Regions from separate parts of the Homo sapiens genome. Here region 1 is linked to region 2. Evidence: chromatin contacts called from ENCODE Hi-C or POLR2A ChIA-PET data. All regions are on one chromosome and are shown on one strand. The core of a region is the stretch at or near the end of the contact, and the rest is flanking DNA. Distances in the headings are between cores, read along the strand shown. Region 1 overlaps LNX1 (ligand of numb-protein X 1). Region 2 overlaps LNX1 (ligand of numb-protein X 1).

What was found. Hi-C counts contacts between places; a loop is a spot of excess contacts on that map. ChIA-PET counts read pairs that join two places held with the same protein, here RNA polymerase II (POLR2A). Pooled maps may share reads with other maps.
Region 1: a loop to region 2 is called in a map of PC-3, with 4 times the contacts of the local background. The contact joins two enhancer-like sites. A Hi-C loop is called at or near these places in 2 of 168 maps with a recorded cell type or tissue (PC-3 and endothelial cell of umbilical vein) and 1 of 50 pooled maps. POLR2A ChIA-PET finds 5 or more read pairs at or near these places in 5 of 52 experiments (AG04449, BJ, GM12878 and 2 more).

What each region holds. Positions count from the first base shown.
Region 1 is chr4:53,575,029-53,577,728 of GRCh38, forward strand. All of the region lies in intron 1 of LNX1 (ligand of numb-protein X 1), which reads right to left. It also overlaps the pseudogene COMMD5P1. Among named protein-coding and RNA genes, the nearest start is that of LNX1, 15 kb to the right of the region's middle. Within about 2 kb of position 1,349, at least 3 of the 41 ENCODE cell types and tissues checked have a DNase peak (open chromatin) inside an H3K27ac peak, as active enhancers do; they include PC-3 and endothelial cell of umbilical vein, where a contact is called at or near this core.
Region 2 is chr4:53,540,371-53,543,070 of GRCh38, forward strand. The region is part of intron 2 of LNX1 (ligand of numb-protein X 1); the gene reads right to left. Among named protein-coding and RNA genes, the nearest start is that of LNX1-AS1, 42 kb to the left of the region's middle. Within about 2 kb of position 1,326, at least 7 of the 41 ENCODE cell types and tissues checked have a DNase peak (open chromatin) inside an H3K27ac peak, as active enhancers do; they include PC-3 and endothelial cell of umbilical vein, where a contact is called at or near this core.

The DNA.
Region 1 (2,700 bases), core at 99-2,598, 35 kb after region 2:
TGGAGTGCAGTGGCATGATCTCTGCTCACTACAACTGCCACCTCCCAGATGCAAGTGATTCTCCTGCCTCAGCTTCCTGAGTAGCTGGGATTACAGGCGCGCGCCACCATGCCTGGCTAATTTTTGTATTTTTAGTAGAGACAGGGTTTCGCCATGTTGGCCAGGCTGGTCTTGAACTCCTGGCCTCAAGAGATCCACCTGCTTTGGCCTCCCAAAGTGCTGGGATTACAGGTGTGAGCCCCCATGCCCAGCCTAGATATTTCTTTTAAACAGTAGAATACTACCACAATACATATTTTCCTTTAACATAGATAGGAGTCAACAATAATCAAGTTTTTCAACATGCTTGCTTTGCATCTAGGAAGTCTCTTGCGTAGAAAGTCAATAAATAGTTTTCAAGCGCCAACTCTGAGCTAGGTCATGAGTTTGATATGCAGACCTTTGAGAGAGACTTAAAGGATATGCTTCTGCCCTCAGGGAGTCCCCATTCCAGAGGTGACATGGACACACACACAAGTAGGAGCCCAGTGCAAACTAGGGCTCTGGGTCAACTTTCATGGTGATTAAGAATCCCACCTTGGGACCAGGCCCGCTTTTGGCTGCATTGGCTGGGGATCACTGGCACCAGGTATCTGCATCTGGGACCCACCCCCTGGGCTGGCTAATCAAGGAGGAAGCAGCAGCAGTGTCTGCTGTGGGGGCCACAGCTCTGTATTGCATCATCCTGGTGGTAGTCACAGTGGCCGAGTGAGTTTCTTGGGGGCCCAGCTTCCTCCAGAGGTGGCAGCAATGGACCAGCTACTAGGGGACCTAAACAGGAGCATGTTTAGAAAGTTGCTGAAGTTTGTGGTCAGCAGCCTGCAAGGGGAGGACTGCCGAGAGGCTGTGCAGTGTCTTGGGGTCAGCACCAACCTGCCGCAGGAGTGGCTGGGTGCCCTACTGGCAGGCATGCACACGCTGCTCCAGCAGGCCCTCCATCTTCCCCCCACCAGCCTGAAGCCCAACACCTTCAGGGACCAGCTCCAGGAACTCTGCATCCCCCAAGACCTGGTCGGGGACTTGGCCAGCGTGGTATTTGGGAGCCAGCGGCCCCTCCTTGATTCTGTGGCCCAGCAGCAGGGGGCCTGGCTGCCCCATGTTGCTGACTTTCAGTGGTGGGTGGATGTGACAATCTCCACCAGTGCCCTGGCTCGCTTCCTGCAGCCGAGGGTCCTGATGCAGCTGAAGCTTTCAGATGGGTTAGCATACCGCTTCGAGGTCCCCATAGCCAAGTTCCAGGAGCTGCGGTACAGCGTGGCCCTGGTCCTAAAGGAGATGGCAGATCTGGAGAAGAGGTGTGAGGGCAGCCTGCAGGACTGACCCCTCACATGACCAGTCCTATTCAGGTCAGGCTTGGACAGGCACCTCAGATGGTGCCAAAGTGCAGCTGACTCTTCCCAGGACAGCCCTGCCCTTCCCATGAGGCAGGCTCTTCATCCAGGTGCTTTTGTAGATCTTGTATTTTAGGTTGGGCATTTTCATTCTTCTGCCTTAAATCCCTGACTTCACAGAGCTGACATTCTAGTGGGGCTAAGGGGAGGGGAAACATTATAAAATAAATAATAAAAATAAATTAAAAAAAAAAGAATCCTGCCTCTTCCCTCAGCCCCAACTCAACTTTCCTCTTTTCCAAAAGTAAATTAAAAGACCTTATGCTTTCCACAAGAACATAAAGACACACGAATAACCTAACAGGAAATTAGCCACATTTGGAAACAGCCCAGCAGTCATAAACTGTATTATATCTCTTTTCTTTTCCAAATAAAGTCGGAGGTTGTTTGTGCAAACATAGCCTTATCTCAAAAAGAAAATACATTGACTTCAGGCTTTCATTGAGTCAGCTTTGTTGTTTACATTTCTGTACTGCAGTAATATGCCTGAGAGGACACTCTAGTGAAGAGGTTGCTGGCAAATGCCCTTAATATAAAAACATTTAGAAATTGTAGCATTTTATTTAGCATCAGATAGGACCACAGAAGGCAAAGATAGAGGGTGCAGGAGGGGGTAAAGTTGTTTCAAGGAAATCTGTATCTATGCAGCTGCTGATTGTCCTCAAGGCTGTTAGAAAGTACTGGAATCTCACAGGAAATACTTTAAGTGACATCAGAAACAGTTGAAAAACAAACATGAAAATGGAAATGGGCCATGCAAAAGATTATCATCTACAATCTATAGGGGAAAAATGGTTCACACAGGATGAACTAAAGCTCTAGGTCTTTTAAAGCTTCTCTGTAGTGTTCTGCCATATAGTCCCACATGCTACAGTCTTGGTTATTCTTTCTCATGATGCTGTAGGGGAATATAAATTCAGGCTGCAGTGCGGCCATACCACTGAAAATACAACTGCATGTTTCTGGGCCATTCCCTTGTTGGTGAAATGGTGGCATTGGACCAGATTTTCGTTTTTCAAACTGTGCTGTGGAAGGCATCAGATACTTCCAGATCTTCCAAGGGAGTGGAGATAGGAGGAAACCAAGGGGGAGCTTTGCCCACTCCTCCAGCTCTGCCATTACTATTATTATTATTTTTTAAAGATGGGGTCATGCTATGTTGACCAGGCTGGTCTTGAACTCCTGGCCTCAAGCAATCCTCCCATCTTAGCCTCCCAAAGTTCTAGGGTTACAGATGTGAGCCACCACACCCCGCCTGCCATTATTTCCT
Region 2 (2,700 bases), core at 76-2,575:
ACCCTGTCCCCGCCTCCCCAGAAAAGATAGTGAGGCTTTACTTGAGTGTGCTCCAACTCAACCTCAAGGTGCCATGCCACCTTGTAAGAAAGCTTGTTAAAAATAAGTGTTATTAGCCTGGCTGACATGGTGAAACCCCGTCTCTACTGAAAATACAAAAAATTAGCTGGGCATGGTGGTGGGTGCCTGTAATCCCAGCTACTCGGGAGGCTGAGACAGAAGAATTGCTTGAACCCAGGAGGGGGAGGTTGCAGCGAGCCGAGATTGCGCCACTGCACTCCAGCCTGGGCAACAAGCAAAGCTCTGTCTCAAAAAACAAAAAACAAAAAACAAAAAAACCCCCCTGTTATTATTATAAACAGAGCTACAGACTGTGTAGACATCGACACAGTGCTGATTTAAGTATCCTCACTTATTGGGGTCAAACATTTGTCTTTAGTAAAATAAGGGCACTGTATTTGATTCTAAAAATAAATGGCAGGAGAGCTGGGAATGGTGGCTGACGCCTGTAATCCCAGCACTTTGGGAGGCTGAGACGGGCGGATCACTTGAGGTCAGGAGCTCAAGACTAGCCTGGCCAACATGGTGAAACCCTGTCTCTTCTAAAAATACAAAAATTAGTTGGGTATGTTGGTGCTTGCCTGTAATCCCAGCTACCTGGGAGGCTGAGGCAGGAGAATCCCTTGAACCTGGGCGGCAGAGCTTGCAGTGAGCCGAGACCACGCCACTGCACTCCAGCCTGGGTGACAGAGCGAGACTCTAACTCAAAAAAAAAAGAAAAAAAAAAAAGAAAGAAAAGAAAAGAAAGAAAGAAATGGCAGGAATGCGTTCTGTGATTTCAGGATTCTCTAGTGAGTGGGTGGAGGTAACAACCAAGTTAGGATACCATTAGCAACTGAATCAACTTCAGCAAATGGCTCTCTAAAACTACACTGACTTGGCAAGATCATGTCAAAAAAAAGAGGTTGGGCTGAAAAAAATTATTTCTCTAAGGAAAAGTGTGAACAATTAGTGCCAAACTATTCACATAGTGGAAAGTTCCATGCTTTTGGAAGATGACACACTTGGTAGTTTCTAAGACTGATCTAATCAGCACATTTCATATATATTTTTTTTCTAAAAGAGACTTAGAGTTCATGATTCTTTTAGTGTAGATTCTAACCATTTATATCAAATGGAAAAAGCAGGGATCTATTCAGTTGTGTGTCAAATTCTTAGGATCACTGAATAGTTCTGACTTGAGACAAGAACAATATAAGGCCAAGAAAACGGACTGTTTCAATTAAGCTCAGCAGAAAAAAATACACATGAGCCAAAACAGAACGACTTAATACTTAGCAATCACTTAAAAATTTGTAAGCTCAGTCTGAGTCATTAAAAAAAAGTAGGCCAAGAAGCTTGAAGGAACACAGATTTACAAGTAAAAGAGGCAAACACTAAAATAAAAATGTTTAAACCCTGCAGTGCTAAACTACTTTCAGATAGCTTTGTAATAAGTGAAATTTGGAGAATTATATAAACCCCTCACAGATAAGCTTGGACAAAAAATAGGTGAAGGAATATTTGGCAAACATGAGCATGCATAAATCAGCTGCTCCAGATGACACATGGCCCTGGGGAATAGAATTTGACTAATATGCTTACTGAACAATGGTGCAGTAAAAATGAATAATTATTTCTGAAAAATTACCTTGCACTCAGGGGGATGTCAGAAGACTGGAACAAGGCCAACAACATGTGATAGTGATGCAGAGAGAAAACAGAAGGAAAGGGTAGTGAAAAATTAGTGTATGAGATATGCAATTGTCAGCTTGAAAAATTGGGAATAACTATTAGGAAAGTAAAATTGAGTTTCCAGAAAACCAGGGATAAATAAACAAAGGACAGTTTGCATTTAAATGATCACAGACAAATTCATGAGATTATCTTAAAGATTGTAATACTGTTGTTGTAATTAAGAATACAAAGGGATGGGGTAGGGGGTGGATTGAGCTGAATGCGCAGTGTCTTGGGATTTTATATTCACTGTTAGTCCAAAGAAAGCTGAAAATGATCAGAAATCACAAACTAAGGGGGCATTAAGCCCAGCCATGGGAAGGTGTTTCAAAGAGTGTCCTAACAATCACCATCACATTGATCTGAATCAATACTCTGACTGATGACCTAGGAGCAAGTGTCACAAAATTTATGGATGACACTGAGGTGGGGAATGCCATAGAGGACAGAGGCAAGAGGAGGGAAAAAATAGGTTAGACATGGGTACATCTGCAATTAGAGAAAATCCATGACAAAGACATGAACAGACTGGAGTAATTTAGAAGGCAACACAATTTCGGAATGAGAAAATTCAACATTAATTTACACTGAGTAAGAATAGGGGTCAAGGTGGAGAAGGCCATTGGCATTTGCAATTGCATTTAAATCTGTATTCGGAACACGTGACCCAGAGTGATGTTTAACCCGGTAAGAACCCCCCTCTCCCATCAGGAATAAATCAGGGGGAAAGCAAGTGGAAGTAGAGGGAACTGATGGTCATGAGCCCACCCAGGTGCCAGCTCCTCTAACGTGGTTCTCACTTGCTACTCAGGAATCCTGTGCTGTAGGAATCATTAGCACTTCATAGGTGTGGATTTGGAGTCAGATTGTCCTGTCTGCTACTTTTGTTTTTAAATAGAGATGAGGGTCTCACTATGTTGCTCA